Regions from separate parts of the Homo sapiens genome. Here regions 1, 2 and 4 are each linked to region 3. A link is a loop called in an ENCODE intact Hi-C map of the cell type or tissue named here. Cell type or tissue: Caco-2. All regions are shown on one strand. Links, peaks and the distances in the headings refer to the core of each region. The heading gives the core; the rest is flanking DNA. Region 1 overlaps RAP2C-AS1 (RAP2C antisense RNA 1). Region 2 overlaps MBNL3 (muscleblind like splicing regulator 3). Region 3 overlaps RAP2C-AS1 (RAP2C antisense RNA 1). Region 4 overlaps RAP2C-AS1 (RAP2C antisense RNA 1).

Region 1 (5,310 bases), core at 1,185-3,684, 95 kb after region 3:
ATTCCCAACCAAGTAAATTTGAATATGCGCCACAGGTTATGTAGGCAGTTTCCAAGTGTCTTTGAATAATTGTTCAATTACTTCAAAGAGATGATACACATGCTTAAGTTCTGGTATATTGGTTTTAAACCAATGTGCTATGGTTTGAATGTTTTTGTTCCCTCCAATATGCATGTTGAAACTTAATCCCTAATGCAACACTGCTGGGAGGTGTGGCCTAATGGGAGGTGTTTAGTGCTGCTATAAAAAGGGTTCGTGTAGTGGGTTTGCTCTTTTTTTGCTCTTCTGCTATGTGAGGAAGCATGATAGGCCCTCACCAGACACGAGATGTTAGCACCTGATCTTGAACTTCCCAGCCTCCAGAAGTGTGAGAAATACATTTCTGTTTGTTATAAATTACCCAGTCTGTGGCATTTTGTTATAGCAGCACAAAACAGATAAGAGACAATGTTATCACTAATTTTCAGCTGTGTATAGATAGATCGTTGGAGCAAAATAAATGGAATTGAAGCTAAGACAAATATTGTAGCCTTGCTTCATTGTTAGAATTGTGTAACTGTCCACTTATGTGCTCTGTCTCTGCCTCAGTTCTTGGGGCCTTCTTGAGTCCTGGGAGCAAATATTTGCAGAATATCTATGGAATATTCAACTCCTTACTTTGATTTTTAAGAACTCGAGGCCAGGGCCAGGCACAGTGGCTCACGCCTGTAATCCCAGCACTTTGGGAGGCCGAGCCAGGTGGATCATTTGAGGTCAGGAGTTCGAGACCAGCCTGGCTAACATGGTGAAAACCCACCTCTACGAAAAATACAAAAATTAGCTGAGCAAGGTGGTACACACCTGTAATCCCAGCTACTCGGGAGGCTGAGGCAGAATTACTTGAACCCGGGAAGCAGAGGTTGCAGTGAGCCAAGATCTGGCCACTGCACTCCAGCCTGGCAACAGAGTGAGACTCTGTCTCAAAAAAAAAAAAAAAAAGAGAGAGAGAACTTGAGGCTAGGCACAGTGGCTCACACCTGTAATCTCAACACTTTGGGAGGCAAAGGTGGGAAGATCACTTGAGCCCAGGAGCTCAAGACCAGCCTGGACAACATGGCAAAACCCTGTCTCTACAAAAAATACAAAGATTAGCCATGTCTGCTGGTGTGCACCTGTAGTTCCAGCTACTCAGGAGGCTGAGGCAGGAGGATTGCTTGAGCCCAGGAGGTTGAGGCTGCAGTGAGCCATGATTGTGCTACTGCACTCCAGCCTGGGTGACACAGTGACAGAGTGTGACACAATGACAGATAAATTTTTAATATTTCTATTAAAAATATACAGCCTCCAAAAAAAGAACTTTAAGAGTGTCTTATACAATTTTGGCTCTCACAAAGCACCTAATGCCTCACACCTAGTAGAATCATAGGATTCATAGGCTGCTAGATCTAGAAAGAGCCTTGGGAGGGGAAAACTCAGAAAGAGGAAGTGATGAGTCTTGATTACACAGGGAGTTGGTGTTGTAGGAGGCTTCCAAACTCAGAACTTCATACTTCTCAGTCCACTGCTGTTGTCAGCATACCACATTTGAATAAATAAACTAAGATCTCTCAATTGCTTATTTGCATAGACATTCGGTGTGAGTTGGCAGTCTTGTTTTTGTAACTCCCCTGGCCTCTGGTTTACTGCTGCAAATACATTACAATTGGTATAATGTTCCCAGTCCAAGCCTCTGCCACTCATTTCCTGGCATGATACTGCATACATACTTTTCTTGATATGTAGGCAAAAGCCAGCAGAATCTCCTATTGTAATCCCCAGGAGTCAGTGTCAAATACTTAAAATAAATAAATAAATACATTCACCGTATTAGTCATAATAACACACCCTTAATTTCACTTCATTCAAACAATAATGTTAGCAGAAATTAATGACATCTTTTGGATCAACATAAGCAGAGATAAGCCCAAACAAATAATCTAGTTAGTTTACCTCTAACCCATAGGGGGTAGTAAGTAAACATTGTCCAATTGGCAGTAACACTCAAAATATGACGTTGGGTTCAACCACAGTGTTGGTTTAAATTATAATATATTGTAATTATCTTAGGTAAAATTCCACCCAGAAGAACCAAATTTTAATATTTAATAAAATGCTACCACAAAGTACAAATTAGCTAGTTATTTGGGGTCACTTTTCAATTCATAAAAAATACCATGAGTTCTAGTTGACATTTTTTTTCTTTTTTTTTTTTTTTTTTTTTTTGAGAAGGAGTCTTGCTCTGTCGCCCAGGCTGGAGTGCAGTGGCGCGATCTCGGCTCACTGCAAGCTCCGCCTCCTGGGTTCACGCCATTCTCCTGCCTTAGTCTCTCTAGTAGCTGGGACTACAGGCACCCGCCACCACGCCCGGCTACTTTGTTTGTATTTTTTTTTTTTTTTTTTTTTTAGTAGAGACGGGGTTTCACCTTGTTAGCCAGGATGGTCTTGATCTCCTGACCTCGTGATCCGCCCGCCTCGGCCTCCCAAAGTGCTGGGATTACAGGCATGAGCCACTGCGCCCGGCCCCCTAGTTGACATTTCTAAATGACGCAAATATCTATTGCCACAAATCTTTACCATCCCTTGTGTCCTAATTCGTGGAAATATGCTGTGGTTTAGCAAAACATAGCCTTTGGAGACTGTCAGTTCCCATAGTATCTCAGGTAGTGACTCTGAATTGGATTATCTCCCTTTAGATAATAAATCCAAAAGTCTCTTGTTTTTCTGAATTCTCTACATAGCGTATCCTCTGTATTTATCTCTCTTACCTCCTCACTTATCACTGATCCTGAAAGGAATTCAAAATATTCAAAATAGCTCACAAAACCCAACCCAACCTACAGCCTCAAAGAGAAATGTCGGAGTCTAGGATGCAAACTCTACAATCAGACCCACTTCTATAATGTAAACAAATGACACTGTCTTGCACATGATAGGAAGTAGACCCAGAGAATCCATCATTTGAGGAAAGACATGGAGACATAAATCTCCTCTGGAATCATTAACATTTTAAAATGAACTTGTAGATATTAATATGTTGCTGTTAATGACATGAAAGGGTTTCGTGCCAGGTATTTAAGTGAAAGCAGAGTACAAAATAGTATGTACATTGTAATTATATGTAATTATATATACATACACATATAATTACAACGTACATGTACGCACATATATGTAATGTACACACCCTTGATATGGTGTGATGGGAATGGCATTTTACTGATGAGAATTGGACTTTACTTCTATAGTCTTTCTCCTCAAACTCCATAACTTCTGTCAAATTACAAAAAACATCAGACAAATCCAAATGAGAAACATTCTACAAATATCTAACCAATACTGTCAACGTCATCAAAAACAAGGAAAATCAAAGAAAGTGTCACAGCCAAGAACAACCTAAGGAGGTATGACGACTGTGGTATCCTGGATGGGATCTCTGAACAGAGAAAAAGCATTAGGTAAAAACTAAGGAAATTCAAACACAGTATGGGCTTCAGTTAATAATAATGAATCAATATTGGTTCACTAATTAAAACGAATGTACCATGCTAACATAAGATGTTAATAATAGGAGAAACTAGGTGTGTGTTATATTGGAACTCTATACTATCTTCACAATTTTTCTGTAAATCTAAATCATTTCTATCAAAAAATATACAACTATGGTTACTTCTGGGTGGTAGAATTTTAGGTGAACTTTATGTTCTTCCTCTTGCCAGTCCATAGTTTTTGACAATTAGCATGTACTGCTTTTGCAAAATGAAAAAATTAAAATTTGTTTGTAAACATATGTGAATTTATATTTTATTCTTCACAATAACATCAATATGAATTTAAAGCATTGCACATATATACCAGATCTATTTATTGTGTACAGACAATTCAATGTAGGGATTTACAAGCCTCTAAGAGATCCACAGCCCCACTTTTAGAAATTTCGACCTTAACTTTAGATGAATCTGGAATCCTGTTCATAGTTCAGTCTTTCCTGATCACACTGAAAGGAGGCTGAACTTTCTAGGTTGTCTGAAAACTTACTGAAATCCCCTTTTGTACTCTCTACTATCGTTTCCTAAATTGCATGCATTCTCATTTGATGTCATTAACTAATGAGGATTAGGAGGAGCACAGGGCAAGAGACAGGGAAAAAGATTTATAATCTATCTGTAAATTATGTATAGTTGAACCTAATTCACACTCTTTCCTTATCTTAATATGAAACACTTATCTTTTCTGATACACAAATATGTGTCCAGAAATAACTTACTTTTCAAGCAAAATGTATTTTATTTGTACATACTTCATTTTAGCTGGCAAATTCACGTAAAAGATGGAGAGGGAGGAAATCAATAGCTTACTTCCTGTAATGTGCCTGGTCCACTGTAGTTGCTTGATGGTTACAAGTTTCTTTCCTTCTCTTCCTCTTTGCTACTTGTATTATCAAACATTTTGTCTTTTGCCAATCTGATAGGTGAAAAACAGTATTTCAGTGTGGCTTTAATTTACACCTTTCTTATTACGGAGTGAGACTGAGTACCTTTTCATGAGTTTAGGGCTCTTTATGTTTTTTTTTCAGCCAGAGATTTTACAATGAACCATGGATGATTTAGAAGGGTGGAATATGGAAAACTGAGATTTAGCTTTTTAAGGAAGTTCTTGGCAACTTGTGGATGAGGGAGAGAGGTCATCATATTATACAAGTGTGGAGAAAGGCAAAGGGAGAGATCAGTAATAAGAATAAGAGGGGACACTGATGAGAAAATAGGAATATTTACTCTGAGTAGCAAATGTAGTTCAATAGTGGATATAGATGCATCAGGCTAAGGGAGCTTGATAACAGTCACTAATTTCAGTTAATTTCCAAAAACATTCATTAAGCATCTTGTGTCATTAAGACCAAAGTTTCTTTCCTCAAGTTTCTCACAGTCTAGGAGGAAAATAGACATAATAAAGAGGAAATAATACAGTCTGTAAAATGATATGATGAGGGAATGAAGAGGGGTATTGAATATTATTTCAGAAAGATTTTTGGGGTGGGGGTGGGGGTAGGAGGAGTGTAAAAGAAAGCTTTGTGAAATAGATGGTGTGTGAATTGGATCTCAGAGGAAGAATATATATTAGCCAGGCAAAAAAGGGAACATTACTACAGACCTTGCAGGAATAAGAAGGATTATAAAGGTGTACTATGAACAGTTGTCTACCAATAAAATAAATAACCTAGATTAAATGGACAAATTTCTAGAAAGACAAAAACTACCAAAATTTACTCAAGAAAAATTAGGCAATCTGAAGAGA
Region 2 (5,310 bases), core at 1,306-3,805, 81 kb before region 3:
GGCATTTCAACAGAAGAGCCATTTTTGGGGAGTTCACTCTATTTTTCTATTTAAGAGAAATCAAAATGAAAATACTAAGGAAAACTTGACCTGTAAAACACCATACAACTTGGTTGAAGCTTTAGTTTCTTTACCTATAGAATGAGGAAGTTGGATTAGATCAGTATTTTCCTAAGGGTGTACTAAAGAGAGATGTTAACGGGAATATGATGAAAAAAGGGGGGATGGTTTGTGAGTTAAACAATGTTGGGAAATGCTGGGTTAACAAAGGTAACCAGGTTTCTTTACTTTAGGACATGTGAGAGCCTTTATCATACTCTTGTGTATTGTCAGCCTACAAGAGAGGAATATAAAGTGACATTTCTTATACCCGATTGACCAGTGAACCCAGCTTTTGAGGTTCCTCTCTTGGGATTAGTTGTCTGTGGTACACACTCTGGCAAATGCTGGACTAAATGATCTCTAAGAGCCTTTCCAGCTTTACTATTTGATCTTTCTATGATATGCCCATAAACATATAAACTTCCCCAGAGCAGTACAATTTTACTATTTCTGACCTTACTAATTCTTAATCTTTGATCATTCCAATGAAAGAGTCTGCATTCTTAATGAAAAAATAAATTTAGGACTGTGTCTAGCAATTGCTTAAATGTTCACAATTGTAATGTGAGGCTATTGTGGATTGCCATTTTTCTCGAATATATTATTTGGTTCATTAGAATTAGCCATACCTCTCTACTTTGTGCTCTCTTTTAATGTGAGTAATCAGGGATTGACTGAAAAAGATATCTATGCAAATAATGGCTATTCATCTGCATGCTGTGAATCTGTACCTTTATAGCGCTTATGTGTGCATATAGAAACATGTGCTAAGTAGTTATTTCCCTGCACTTTAATGATTGACTTTTACTCGAATTTGAGTATTCCAAAGACAGGGCTGAAGGAAAAAAAGAAAAGATTAACCACCCCTCACCTCTGCACACATAAATAAAAACCTTAAAAAACTTAAAAGCCTCATCTTTATGTAACACCTCATATACTCAAAAATCTGTTCTGTAAATTCGGAGTTACGGGTTTAGGCAGGTATTGGTCACACACCATCCCCCTCTTCATCCTAGCCTAAAGGGGGAGCTCCAGCAGACATCGAGGGTATTTAAATATACTGTTGCGCCACCGGTGGGTGGGAAGGTGGAGTGGCTGCCAGGGTAGCGAGCCGTGTGAAGCTTTTGGTGGGAGGAGCTATGGATCAAAAATTGCTGTCTCCAACAGTCAACTTCCTTAAATTTCCTTGCAGCTGATCAGGTAAGCTGGGGCTGAGAGTGTCTTCTACTTTACTCTGGGCAAATGAAGGCCTGGGAGAGCCTGGGCTGATTCCATGGAGAGGGCTTCTAAGAATCTTAAGGTAAAGAGGTAAAATGGGTTTTCAAGGATTTGCCTTTATTGAGCTCAACTTATCAAGGCAGAAGAACAGAGCGGGAGAGGGCTGCCAGATAACATATTGTATGGGGCATACTTATACTAAAAAATTTTTTTTCACTGTTTATCTGAAATTCAAATTTACCTGGGAGTCCTGCATATTTATTTGATAAACCTGGCATCTCTAGAGAGGATCCTAAGCAGAAGCCCTAGCTGGGGAATAAAGGGGGCAAGCAGCTGGTACCCTCTTTGTCCTGGCTTCTAAATCGTTGTGGCAAGTGAGTGGATGGGGTGTCCAGAAAAAGGAGGTAAAGAAGCCTAGGAGCAGGAGATTTGACTAATGGGTCAGAGAGAAACACCTCCTTATGTTCTTTCTTAATGAAGTCCATGTAGAAGGAGCTTTTTGAAGTTATATGATTTTCTGTGTGTTTTATTTCTTAGAGTAACAAATTCAGTACCATTACTTTTTCTCTCCCTTTTTTTCCATTCTTGATGACATTTTATGTTGGCAGCTATCAGCTGCTCTAAAGACAGCGTCTAGTAATACTTTGCATGAGGAATGCCTTCTGACTTTTGATAACTTGGTACCAATGTGCTTCGTTGTGTTTGGGTTTTAATTTTATTCTGGTTGGCTGGTTTGTAAATAGATGATGCATTTTTGAAGAGCTTATAATTGACCAGTCATTCAGTTAATATTTTTCTACAGTGATGTACGGTATTCGATGAGAACCGAGGTAAAAAGTGTGTAAGTGGGGTGGAATAGGGCAGGAAGTAGATTTGGGTTATTAGTGAGGCAGGCTTGCTTTCACTGTGAACAACTTCTGGGATTTTTAGTGTTATTTGCTGTTCAAAAAATTTCTAAGAAAAAGATCAAGCTCATGATCATTTGAAAATAAATGTTTAACGTAAACAAAGCTAAGCGTGGGTCATGAAGGAAAGCCGCAAACATTTTTCTTGTAAGAAGGCATATGCATTAGAGAGCCACAAGAAGGCCCCACCTGCTGTGATTTTCCTAAAGCCACCTTTGTCTTAGTAGCTTCAGGGAATTTGACTTGCGGCTTGTTCAGAGAAATTCAGGATGGGGGGTGGGGCAGTTGGAGAACGCAGTTTTTTTCTAAACTGACCCTGGAAATGCAGGGCCCTCCTGGGCAGGCCCAGGTGCTGATTAGATATGGATCTGCTGCTGGCTCCTTTATTCGTCCGGTGGGGCCCTATATCCTGAGGGCCTTTGTGGCCAGAGACCCCTTGGAATCAGACCAGAGTTTCTGTCTCTGGGTCTCATGGATTCATGTCACTTCTGGTTAAGTTATACTAAATTACCAGGATGTTTCAGCCGTAATGGTCACATATTCCTCAGGGTCTATATTCATAGGAAAAAAAAAAGTTAGGAACTAGCTATTTTCTGGACCTGAATAGAATAACGGTTCATTTGGAACAGACAACCAGGGGCAGCCTCAGTCATGTGTTGACTATTGTTCTCTTCTTGGAGGGAGAAGAAAGAACTTATGAAAGAAAATAGCAAGAGAAGCACTTAGGTTTCTAAGGTAGACTTAGTGTTATGCCCTATAAAATTATTCTCACAAACTTCAACAAACGTGTATGGCAGGGCGGCTATTCATCAGGCACACACACATCCCTGGAGATTGAAAGTGGAGGAAGATGTAGTTCTGCCGTTATACAGGCTCAAAGTCTAATAGAGGAGACAAGCATGCAAACAATTTATCGATGTACACAGCGATAAGAGCTACGATAAAACTGAGTACAAGGTGCAGTTGGAAGCACAAAGGAGGGAGAGATAAATGGGGACAGGAATGGGGAGACGGTTCCAGGAAAATCTTTACAGAGGAAAAGTGATTTGAACTGAGAATCCATATTGGGTAGTGAAAGTCTGGAAACTTGGCTTGTGTGCTTACTGAGCTGCTTATGAATTAGGACAAGTCACCCCACCCCTTTGGCCTTCACATTCTCTGTAAGATAAAGGTGCACAAGATGTTCCCTACAATCCGATTCAGCCCTAAACTGTTTCCATCCTGGGAATCAAGTTATCTTAGTGGGCTATTTCAGAACAAAAGTGTGATTGTTGAGCCCAGTACTCCCTTTGTCATTGGGAGATCAAAATGTAAAAGTTCTCTGGAGACAGATAGGCAAGAAAATTCTTCTGCTCTCACCCCAGCTTCTCGCCTATTCAAACTTGTTATCTGGTTTGCGCCAAAGTCATTGCCCTGTGTATGTGTGTATGGGATGTGTCAAGAAAACAGAGTTGGGACAGCATGAAGAAGGTGGGTACAGTGCTGGCTGCAATGGTGGGGGGTACTTGGCTGGCCCTCTCCATGGGGGTCAACGTTCAGCCTCATTAATTTTGCCTTCATTATATTTAAGAAATGGTTTATTAAAGACTTTTCCCTCTAAATTTCTTGCCTGCATCTCACATTTAACTTAAAAGTTGTATGCAGAATTTTAAGGCTGCTCTTTGTGCATCTATATCAATATTTATAGATGATACAATATTTGGAGGAGAAAATGATGCAGATTATCCATTTTTGTAAAGACAGAATTCTAAGAGGAAGAAAGTGGGAAATTTGCCAGTAGAATGCCGATATCTGGCTAATAACTCGTTGTATGTTGATCTTGACTCAGGTTTTTCCTAGCTTTAATAAATCTGTGATGCTTGCAGGAACTAGCCAAACTGGTACATATGATTTGTAATTCTGAAATCACTGTTACTTCCTCTGAGAAGCCATGTCTGTGCATGTAAGTATGTTACAGTGGGGCACTATCATCAGAATTATTTCATTTAATCCATTATGATTAAAATGGAATAACAACATTTTTCTTCATAGAACAAATCATCTCTTGGGTGCCTTGATTTAACATTTAACTTTTAACTGTTGGCAGTCTAGCAGATCAGTGAGATTATGTATTTGAAAAGTAATCCAGTTATAATTGTATTTGAGAGAACATATTTAGGATTTTTTTTTTCTCTCTAACTCTGTATGTATTTGAAGAAGCAAGTCATTCTGCAAACAGCTGTTTCTCTTAAGATACTGTGGCTGACAAAGGGTAATTTGCAGCCTCCCAGGTTCCTTTTCTTATTCTGATGTATGGTAGGGCTTTTTCTCATGAACATGAAGTACATTTCACAGGGTTTTTCTACCACCCAGTGCATGGGAAGTCTTGTGACAGACTCTGACTCTCATAACTCTCTAGACATAGGTGGGATTTGAATCTCTACAATGAGACTTTTCTCTCTTAGTTAAAGGCTTTGTATTCATTTGGGAGAAGCCTGAAGGTAGGAAGAAGGCAATAGATTGAATTTGGGAGGCTTTATAAATGTTCTGCAATGTATCCCTTTGTCTGTCATCAACTTCTTGATGCAGATGTACTTCAGAAATGTCATCGGCTATTTTCTCCCCCTGCTTGCTGCTTTTTGAGTGCATTTTTCAAAGACAGTCGATGGGAAAGGGGAGCTGGAAGATTCATATGATTCATAGGTGTAGTAGCACTTATTTCAGCAGAGAATCGCTTTCCTATTGAATCACTTTGCTATTTTCTTAACTCAGTAACACAGTGAAAGACCAGATGAGAATGACATGTTTTTTAAGTCCAAAAGGAAATGGAAAAGGAGGGAAATTGAGGCAAGCATAAATGAGCTTGCACTCTAATCGCTTCAACGTTTCTTTAATTTTGAGTGTATATGGGAGGGGGAGAGAGAGAGAGTTGATTTTCATGTCTTGACTCCCCTTAGCTGCTGATTTTAGTACGTAGCCTGCTCTGCCAGAGGATGGCGACTGTTGTAGGTACGTTTACAGAGTCGTTTAAGGCATGCTCTGATACTTTGCACTAGTGTGAGCCAACTCTGAACCTGTGGGTCTAGATTGGAAGAAGGAGGGCTTG
Region 3 (5,310 bases), core at 1,462-3,961:
AAAAAAATATTCAAGAAGACCTCTGGAAAGAGGAAGGAATGGCGGATTGTGGAGTCAAAAAGTCAAAACATCCTGTACTGTGGTTCCAGGGAAGAAAGGTTGGAAATAGTATTCCCAGAATAGCATGAAGATGTGCCACTAAAATGTCCCTTCAAACAATTCATGATGAAATTGTCCTACATTACTCAAAATCGAAGATTCTCTTGGGGATGGGGGTGGAGAGCAAGAGTTTAAGAACTGTGGTCTCTTGAATGCTAGATAATCTGTATTTGGCCAGGAAATCTGAAATCACTTCAGTATGGTAATTGTTCTCCAACTTTGAAAGTGATAAAGTAGAACACTGAAAATGAAACCAAAGCATGAGGGCAAGAGCAAAAGCTACAGAGAACGACGATTCATGACAGAAAGAGCCTCTTGGGGTATAAGGGCAAATGAGATGCCTAGGTTGAGAGAAGAGGTTGTAGTTTTAGTAAGCAAAATGTGTGAGGCTCAGAGCCAAACATCACTGAGTTTGTCTTAAAGTCTTTGACTATTCCTGAATCTAGACAGGCAGTCTGTATTTGTCGATTATTTACCTTTATAAACAAAAGGATACATCACACATCATCCACACAAAAACATCTATGCATACAACATTTGAACATTTTTTATCACTTTAATCCATTTTCTCATTTGGGTTTCAGTATTTGTGTGCCAGGCTTAATGAAAACTTTTTCTGGAGTCAATTCTATGGAAGCCCTGTGGCAAATCTTCCAAAATCTATTTCTCAAGGGCCTCCAACAAGATAGAAGGAAAATGGGGTTTTCATTCTTCCTTACTTTATGACTACTTAGCTCTTTTGGATCCACTTTTGCTCTGAGAAGAATATGAAATAGAAATTGTTAAGCCATTAAGAGTTTCAATGTAATAAATCCTCTCAAAACAAAAGGCTATTCCACAAATAAGTTGTTTTTTTTTTCTTTTGAGATGGGTCTTGCTCTGCCGCCCAGGCTGGAGTGTGGTGGCATGATCACAACTCACTGTAGCCTCGACCTCTTGAGCTCAAACGATCCTCTCACCTCAGCTTCCCAAGTAACTGGGACTACAGGCATGCGCCACCACACCTGGCTAAGTTAAAAAAAAATTTGGTAGAGATAGGGTCTTGCTATGCTGCCCAGGTTGGTCTTGAATTCCTGGCCTCAAGCAATCCTCCCACCTTATCCTCCCAAAGCAGTGGGATTACAGGCATTAGCCACTTGCGCCAAGCCCACAAAACGTTACTGCTTTAAGATGTTGAAGCTAAAACGAGGTTGAGGAGAAGGGGAGGATCAGGACATTTCAGAACCAATATATTGTTTTGTAGGCTTCACTCTTGGAAGAAAACAATGAAAGGAACTCAATTTACAATGACCTTCTTTGTTTCCTTCTTGAAGGAATATTATTGTTAAGTTTGGCGAGTAGATACTTGCTACGTAGTACATATACAGAATTGAAGCAATAAAGCATTTAGGTTCTCAGGGACTGCAGCCATCCCAATCTATACACACACCATGGATGTACTACCTGCAAGGCTATGAGCAAAGACCCAACAGGACACACTGACTTATTTTTTACTGGCTGTCACTCTAATCCCATCTCACACTGATACAAACTCACAACCCTCATGTTGCTACTGGCCTTTTAGATTTTTCCATCAGTATTGACTTTATCTTATTATTTGATGCTCCCCATATTGCTTCAGATAGGATACCCCCATTCTAACTTGGGTCCCCCAGAAACCAACTCCCAACAGTATCTACCTCCACAGAGCTGAGCCTCCTTACTGTACACCTACAGGAGAGCCTCCACCAACTCTCCTTTTCTGTAGGTGTACAGTAAGGAGAAAGGGGTGGGGTTCAGACAGCCAGCTGCTCAGGAGCCACAGGAACTGAGGCTAGCAAGTAAATGTAGCAGGCATGAAAACTGTTGGGGCTATACAGTATCCCATTAAACTTCCTGCCCAGAGGATCACTTTGTAGGGTGGAAAAATAATTAGGAGTGGGCAAGATTTCATCATCTACTTGCTCCTGCTAGAGCCCAGGGCTGCCCCATCTATCAGTAGCAAATTGTAGTATGGGTCACTTGATCTTGGGAAACTAAGAGGAGTCAGGCCAGTGTTCATCCTAATGTGTCCACAGGGTGCTGGTGTAGAGTGCAGAAAGGTAGGCCTTATCACCTTTTCTTATCTTCTCTCTCATCAGTCATCCTATCAAAGGACCCAGATTTCACCATGATGGATACAAAAAGCCCATTTTTTTCTGAGAAGGGCTTTTATGTGTTTACAGGCAATCCGTTGTTATATCTATCACTGGTGGTGAGCGTTAAGGGTAGAAAAAATTGCAGTAGTGTTGACAGCAATAATTCTATTTACGTTTTTCCTTTGTTGGTTTTAAAACATGAATCAAATATACCTTGTAAATAGGAGAAAATTGTAATAATGCTGTTGAGTACAAATTTTACTGCTATGGTAACTGTAAACACACACTGATGATAGTTTTTTTTAATGTAGTGATATATTGGTATTGAAGTTTAGTGCTATGACTAAAACCCAGGAAAATAAATTTAATAAAAATATAGCTGTCAGCAGTTTTATGTGTTAAAATGTAGGGTCTAGTAAACAGGATGGATCAAAGGCTTCTGACCTTAACTGATGGTGAAACACAAAGATTAAGCAATGATACCTCCAAATGTCTGGGGGCTTAGAGAAGAGGCAAAAGCACAATGGATAATCTCTTACAGGTACAGTCAGCAGGAAGGTTCACATCAAAGAAACACCAAGGTAAACAAGGGAAATGGGATTACAAGAAGAGAGGCCCTGAGCCCCCATGGTTACTCTGAAAGTAGCAAAAGGTCACAGACTGATAACCCTCTCTAGATATAGTTGGCAGGTGGAGATGGAGATTAAAGAAAGGAGGATTCTTAATGTAATAGGTGGGTGATGTCAAATAGAACTACCAAAAAAAAAAAAAAAAGGCAAAATAGTATATCTGACTAAGCCTCCACCAATTATATTTCAGAAATATTCAACTTAACAATAGTCATCCTTTATAGAATCAGCACATGTGCCAGGCCTAGTTTCAGGTGTTCTATTTACTTTCATTATTATCTATTATCTCTCATTCTCATACAACTTTGTCGGGTATTTTCCCCCCATTTTAATATGTGTTCTAAAATGTCACTTGGAGAGATGCACCCTCCTCCAAAAGAGGTTGTGATTATAAATAACAAAATAAAAATCAAATTTGTGTAGATACAGTTGAGGAAACTGAGATTCAGGGAGGTAGTGCCACTTCACCAGGACTCAACAACTAGAAAGTGACAGAGTATTATAGAAACAAGTCTGTCTGAAACTAAAGCCTGGTTCTTTGTACTCAACAATGGAAATCTCTCCTCCTCCTGGCTTACAGGGTGAGTAGAAGCCCAGACTGCCTTACTCACTACTTTCTCCTCCACTTTGCATTCAGCTATTGAATCTCGGATTGTTCTTAACATATCTAGGTGAGAGGTGCTAAAACAGGTGCTGCAAGGAATCCATGGTTCACCCTGATGGCCTGAGATTCAATCTACCCTTAGTGTTCTGTCATTCCCTAGAGCACTGCTTCTCAATCAGGAATTTTGCCTCCAAGGGGATATGTGGTCATGTCTGAACACATTTTCGGTTGTCACAACTAGGGGAATTCTATTGGCATCTAGTGGATAGAGGTCAGGTTTGCACTCAGCATTCTACAATGCACAGGACAGCTCCCCACAACAAGGAATGATTCAGCTCCAAACATTAACAGTACCAAGGTTGAGAAACTCTGTTTTTTAAGGAGTCTACCCATTGCTGTGCAATGTTTATGGACTGTTATATTTTCCATTGCTACTGCTAATGCAAACTGCCACTGAGCCTTCCAATGATGCTACCACCATCAAAATTCCAAATGGCCATTCCCTCTGAGAAGTATTTCCAGGGATGCTGTCATATGGACTGACTCTAGCTGACCCTCTTCATGTTCCTCAAAATGATGGCACTAGGTTATTAATGTATGTGTGGGAAAGCCTCCAGCAATAATTTGCCCATTATTTTTGTGATGCCCTAATGTAAAGCTTATGTTTATATGGGGCAATGCTGGACATAAGTATCCCTGCCCTCCATCTTGGATATTGTGCCCTACTTTCCCAGAGAAATGAAATTCAGCTTCCAAACGAAATTTTCAGAATCACACTCCTTTCTTCTCCATAGACATTCCTGTCTTAACATTCTCAGCTGGATCTTTGGGTTGTAGGTCAATAGATTTAGTTCTATGCATATCAGCCTCCCATTTCCCCTCCTTCTTTTTGGAGTCTTTGTTATCATCTAAAGGCTAAAATGTTGATCTCAACATCTAAATGTTGGACCTGGACCTTTAAAAATATTGGACTTCAACTAAGGCACTTGAAAATCTCCTAGGACTTGCCTGTTTGTGTCCCTTCAAAATTCCTGTTGAAACTTACTCTCCAATGCAACAGTATTAAAATGTGGGGCCTTTAGGAGGTAATTAGGCCATGAGGGCTCCACCTTTCATAGATGGGATTAGTGCCCTTATGAAAAGGCTTGAAAGAGTGAGTTTATCCCTTTTGCTTCTCTGTCTCTTCCACCATATGAGCACACAGCATTCATCTCTTCCATCTCTTCTGCCATGTGAAGACACAGTTTATCTCTTCTACCTTTCCATCAAGTGAGAATACAATGAGAAGGCATCAACTTGGGTTCTCAAGTCTCACTGCCCAGGGGAGTGTCAAGTTTCTGCTCCATGTATTCCAATGCAGCACTCTTCAGTCTCTTCAGATGTGGCTCAAGTGAGCCCAGCTGCAGCTTGGGCTACCTCTCCAGGAGGCACATGGGGTAAACTTTCATAGCATCCACGTGGTGCTAACTCTGCAGGCACACAGAGTCCAAGAGCTGTGGGGGCATGGCTACGTTCACCTAGATTTCAAAGGATTCCCTGGAAAGCTTAAGGGCCAAGGCAGAGAAATGCCACAGGGGCAGAGGCACCAGAGAGTTTCCACTAAAGCAATGCTCAGTGGTGCCTAGTGGGCCACTACAGAGAGTCCCCACTAGGGTAATGTCCATTGGATCCATGGGAGCAGGGGTGACCCCAAGAACCCAGAACTCTAGAGCTAGGGCCACCAGCATGTAACTGTACACTGGGAGAGCCACAGGCACAAGACTCTACTTGGGAGAGCTTCAGTATGGCTGTGCCAAGCAAAGCCATGGCAGCAAGGTTGCCTGGAGCCTTGGCAACCCAACTTCTACCCCAGGGTGTCCAG
Region 4 (5,310 bases), core at 889-3,388, 100 kb after region 3:
CAGGAGAGGCATGTGTTCATTTCTGAGGAGAGGTGGTTATCAAGATTCAGCATTGGACATGTTAAATCTGAGATGTCTGAGTAATACAAATGGAACTATAGTATAAGTATGAATCTAGAGTAGCGGTCCCCAACCTTTTTGGCACCAGGGACTGGTTTTGTGGAAGACAATTTTTTCCATAGAGGGTGGGGAGGTGGGGGGCGACAGCAGGGGATGGTTTCAGCATGAAACTGTTCCATGTCAAATCATCAGGCAGTTAGATTCTCATAAGGGGCATACAACCTAGATCCTTCGCATGCGCTGTTCACAATAGGGTTCATGCTCCTATGAGAATCTAATGCCGCTGCTGATCTGATAGGAGGCAGAGCTCAGGCGGTAATGCTTCCTCACCCACAAGTCACCTCCTGCTGTGTGACCCAGTTCCTAACAGGCCACAGACCGGTACCGGCCCATGGCCCAGAGGTCGTGGACCCCTGATCTAGAACTATGGGAGCAGTCTGAACTGGAGATGTAAATTTGGGAGTCTGCAGTATGTAAGATGGTATTTAAAGCCATAAGACTGGGTGCAAATTCACTGAAACCATGATGATTTTATTTGTACTAGAACATAAAGGATGTGAAGGTGGGAGATGTGCTTGGAAGGTAGGCAGGAATAAGAATATAGAAGACCTTATATTTCATGCGTATAAACTTGGGCTTTTTCTGATAGAGAGTTGTTGAAATCAGCAGAAATATGTAGTTAGACTTGTTTCAAACAGACTTGTTTCATAACACTGGTAAAAGTATGCAGAAAACACCAGAGACATACAAACGATTTAGGAGGCTATTACAGCATTCAGGAAAGAGTTGTCACACAAATGTTTCTCCAGTCCCTCTACACACTAGAGCAGACATAGGATATGACGGATGTAAGAAAGACTAAGGAGGTAGACTTGGCAGGACTTAATGGGTTGTTTGGTTATAGGAAATGAGGATAAAGGAAGAGTTAAGAGTGATATTTTATATGGTTTGGATCTGTGTCCCCATCAAATCTCATGTGGAAACGTAATCCCCAGTGTTGGAGGTGGGGCCTGGTGGAATGTGATTGGATCATGGGGGCAGATCTTTCATGGCTTGGTGCTGTCCTTGCTATAGTGAGTCAGTTGTTGCAAGATCTGGTTGTGTAAGAGTGTGTGGCACCTCCTGCTCTTTTCCTCTTGCTCCTGCTTTCCCCGTGTGACCTGCCTGCTCCTGCTTGACCTTCCACCATAAGTAAAAGCTCCCCAAGGCCTCCCTAGAAGCCAGCAGATGCACATGCCATGTATCCTGTACAGCCTGCAGAACCTTGACCCAGTTAAACCTCTTCTTTATAAATTACCCAGCCTTAGGTATTTCTTTCTAGCAACACAAGAATGACCTAAAACAATACCCTAAGTTCTACTTTCAATGACTGCTGGATGGTAACACCATTTACTGTGACAGGAATCACAAGAAGGGGGGAAAGCTCTGGATATTAAAAGGAAAAAAAAACCCTATGATATGCTAAAATTAACATAGTAAGTTTGAGAAACCCTTAGGATCAGCCTGGGTTCTCAAAGCTAGCCTCTAAGTTAATTTTGTTAATCTTGTCATGTGGGAAAAGCATCCACTGAATTTGTCTGCACAAGCACTGTGGTTGGCTTGAACACTACATTTCTATGTAAAATAATTTAATATTTAGACTTTTAAGATCTGGTTTACAGGAGTGTACCTCACCACCCCATCCAACCCTCCAAACTTCTCATTCCCCAGCTTTCTAGCTGACACAAAATTGAGTCCCCAGCCATTCAATGCTAAAGGTCAAACGGTCTTACATTGAATTCCTTGAGCCATGAGGATCTCTGTAAGGTGCCTACTTGAGCAGCAGCAACCCAGCCTCTCTCATGCTGACGTTGTCATGGCAACAAGGAAGTGTGTTGTCTCTTCTTTTTAAAATCCAGACTATGTATTTTATTTTTATTTTTATAAAGTTTGAAATATATGGAAGATTAGGCCGGGCATGGTGGCTCATGACTGTAATCCCAGCACTTCGGGAGGCCAAGGCAGGAGGATTGCTTAAGCCAAGGAGTTTGAGACCAGCCCAGGCAACATAGCAATACCCCATTTCTACAAAAAAAAAAAAAAATACAAAAAATTAGCTGGGCATGGTGGCACATGGCTGTAGTCCCAGCTACTCCGGAGGCTGAGTTGGGAGGATCACCTGAGCCCAGGGAGTTCGAGGCTGCAGTGAGCTATGATCATGCCACCGCACTAAAGCCTGGGTGACAGAGTGAGACCCTGTCTCAAATATATATGTGTAGAAAGAAAAAAGAAAAGAAAAAAACCCAAAGTGGGTGTTTTTAGTTTAATCTTTTGCTGACACCTAGTGCCAGAACTCTGCATATTCAGCTACCTGCTCCAAATAAGAAAAAAATAAATAGAATTAACAGGATTTTAAAATTGCCATGAATTTGACAAAAAAAAACCCGATGATTTATTTTAGCAAACAATATTTATCTTATCTTTACATTATACTTTTCACATCATTTCCCACATTTAAATAACAGCCTTTTAAAGTATTCAGACTCCAGGCCTTCTAAATGTCTAAGAATTCAATGTTGAGGCAATTTCTTTCTATTCTCATTTTTGGTTCCCTGCTGGGGGAATTGCTAAGAGTGCATAGAGGCCCAAGTAGTTCAGAATTCAACTCTTTGTAAGTTTTAAAGTACTTAGAATAAATTCCCCTTGGAAATTGTATGGGATGAGTCTGGAGTCCACGATGTTTTCATAACCGTGCTTTTCAACCATTCTCAATTTCACATTATGGGTTTACACTAAACAGTAAAAATTTGGCCTTGCATGTAATTATTATAAGTGCTCATTTCTAAAGAGGAATGAATTTGTAAATAAAGGGAGGGAAGAGTGACTTTTTATGGCATGAAATAATTTTGAGGAGAAACACGATTTGTATATACATCATTAAAAATAGGGCTTAAACTATGTGGTAAATAAAACTTGTGGGCAGTAAAAGAATTCAGGAGGATTACATCTGTGTTTGAAGGTGTTATAGGTACAGAGGCAAAGGAAGAAATGAAAATGCAAGGTTTGTAAAAATGAATGAACGAGTTTTCTGCTTGAATCTGCATCTACCGGCTGTGTGAACTTAGTTGTGTGAGCCTCAGTTTCCTCATCTCTAAACTAGAGATGATGATGACAATGTGCTTGCCTTATAGGGTTGCTGTAAGGATTGAAGTACAGAATTTCTGACATGTGGCAAGTGCTCAATAAACAATAGTAGTAATAGCAGCATTAAAAATAACTAGGCTTACCCCAATGCCTCCTCTTACAGAGTCTAATATTGTCCTAGTGTCAAAACAAGGGGGCTCCTTGTTGTAAATGTTCCAGAGCACTTTGGAAAGTAACTATGACCACCTCAGGTTCAGTACCAGGTGCCACAGATCCAAGGTCAAGGGGCCCCTGGGAGGTTATAGAGGCATGTTTCCAGAGGGCACTTGAAATCAGTATGAACAGTCAGTCTTACTCGAGGGCAGAGAAACAGGGTAATAAAGTCTAGATTCTTTAACCTTGCCTCACTGCCCATTCGCTGCCCTGTCCTTCAAAGAAACAAAACTGCTTTCTGTGGAACAAGGTGGCTAATATAAGATAGGCTCAGACTAACTTAGGTTTGAATTCAAACTCTACCACTACCCAACTGTTCGACTATGTACAAACTAACTTCTTTGAGCCTTAATTCCTTTGTTTGTAAAATTGGGAATAATAATACCTAACTCTTAAGGTTATTGCTAGGATTAAATGAAATGATGTGCATAAATCACTTTGCACAGTGCCTCGCAAATAATCTGTAATCAAGAAATTATCATCAGGCTGGGTGTGGTGGCTCAAGCCTGTAATCCTAGCACTTTGGGAGGCTGAGGCAAGTAGATTGCCTGAGCGCAGAAGTTCGAGGCCAGCCTGGGCAATATGGTGAAACCCCATCTCTACTAAAAAATACAACAACAACAACAAATTACCAGGGATTCTGGCATGCACCTGTAGCCCCAGCTACTGGGGAAGCTGAGGCAGGAGAATCGCTTGAACCCAGGAGGCGGAGGTTGCAGTGAGCTGAGATCGCACCACTGCACTCCAGCCTGGATGACAGAGCAACTCTGTCTCCAAAACAAAACAAAACAAAAGACAAGATAAACTATTATCATTACATGATTAAATCATCCGACTTGCCACCACATCAAATATGGCCTTGATATTGAGACTAGCTTGGCAATTTCAAATGGATTTTAATAATCTGAGAAGCCTGTCTTACACGTCATTTCTTTCTATGGTTTAAACCTGATCATAAACACCATTTGTTAAACACCTACCGTATGGTGGGTACTTAGGCACTTTTTCTTACTTAATCTTCACATCAAATATGGCCTTGATATTGAGACTAGCTTGGCAATTTCAAATGGATTTTAATAACCTGAGAAGCATGTCTTACATGTCATTTCTTTCTATGGCTTAAACCTGATCATAATCACCATTTGTTAAACACCTACCATATGATGGGTACTTAGGCACTTTTTCTTACTTAATCTTCACAATACCCAAATAAGGTAGATCTATTAATATTTTCCCTTCACACATGATGAAAGAGAAGCTCAGAGAAGGTAAGAAGTAACTTGCCTCAGGCTACATATGCAGCACAGCCAATGGTTGAACCTGGCATGGATGTCGCTAGCCCCTGATTTTGTATACCGCAATTAAGACCTTTGTAAAAACACATTCCATGGCTTCCTACAGCCTCCAGGGGAAAAGTCAAACCCCTTAGCTTACTACTCAAGGCTTTCCCCTATGGTTCTAGCCCCTACCGATTCTTCTGGCCTCCTTGCCTACTGCCCAATCACCTTCTCTAGGAAATCTTCCCTGATACCCTTCCTAAGTCTCCCATAACACCCTGGCCGATATCTGTATCACAGGATGTGCCACGCTATACTGTAATGTTGATTGTATTGTCTATATTCCTCAAAAATGCTAGTAAAGTGCTTGGCACAGAGTAGGAATTCAATAACTGTGTGATAAATGAATGAGTGGATACATTAATGAGTATCAAGCAAGAAAGCCCCAAATAATGTCCTACCGCTTTACAGAACAGTGGTGCTTAAAATGTGGTCCCTGGGCCAGCAGCAACAGTGTCATCTGGGAACTTAGATATGCAAATTATAGATCCTGACCCAGACCTACTGAATAAAAAACTCTGGGGTTGAGACCTGGCCGTCTGTGGTTCACATCACCTCCAGGTGATTCTGATGTACA

The links. Peaks named below come from ENCODE experiments on the same cell type or tissue, not always from the same donor. Only the 100,000 strongest peaks of a DNase experiment are listed, where the experiment ranks them.
Region 1: a loop joins it to region 3, with 11 times the contacts of the local background. A loop is called at or near these places in 1 of 110 quality-filtered maps.
Region 2: a loop joins it to region 3, with 7 times the contacts of the local background. A loop is called at or near these places in 1 of 110 quality-filtered maps.
Region 4: it touches region 3 in a loop (6-fold over the local background); 1 of 110 quality-filtered maps calls a loop at or near these places.

What each region holds. Positions count from the first base shown.
Region 1 is chrX:132,233,746-132,239,055 of GRCh38, reverse strand. The region is part of intron 1 of RAP2C-AS1 (RAP2C antisense RNA 1); the gene reads right to left. Among named protein-coding and RNA genes, the nearest start is that of RAP2C, 17 kb to the right of the region's middle. RefSeq lists a silencer at 1,561-1,855. In Caco-2, for the core only: no CTCF peak of the experiment used is centred there; no DNase peak of the experiment used is centred there.
Region 2 is chrX:132,409,575-132,414,884 of GRCh38, reverse strand. The region is part of intron 2 of MBNL3 (muscleblind like splicing regulator 3); the gene reads left to right. The region is part of intron 2 of RAP2C-AS1 (RAP2C antisense RNA 1); the gene reads right to left. Among named protein-coding and RNA genes, the nearest start is that of MBNL3, 77 kb to the left of the region's middle. RefSeq lists an enhancer at 2,373-3,081. In Caco-2, for the core only: no CTCF peak of the experiment used is centred there; a DNase peak (open chromatin) is centred at 2,494; H3K4me3 peaks cover 2,453 bases.
Region 3 is chrX:132,328,622-132,333,931 of GRCh38, reverse strand. The region is part of intron 2 of RAP2C-AS1 (RAP2C antisense RNA 1); the gene reads right to left. Among named protein-coding and RNA genes, the nearest start is that of RAP2C, 110 kb to the right of the region's middle. In Caco-2, for the core only: no CTCF peak of the experiment used is centred there; DNase peaks (open chromatin) are centred at 2,141 and 2,811.
Region 4 is chrX:132,223,415-132,228,724 of GRCh38, reverse strand. All of the region lies in intron 1 of RAP2C-AS1 (RAP2C antisense RNA 1), which reads right to left. Among named protein-coding and RNA genes, the nearest start is that of RAP2C, 6.6 kb to the right of the region's middle. RefSeq lists an enhancer at 4,443-4,972. In Caco-2, for the core only: a CTCF peak has its summit at 2,369 (motif pointing left); no DNase peak of the experiment used is centred there.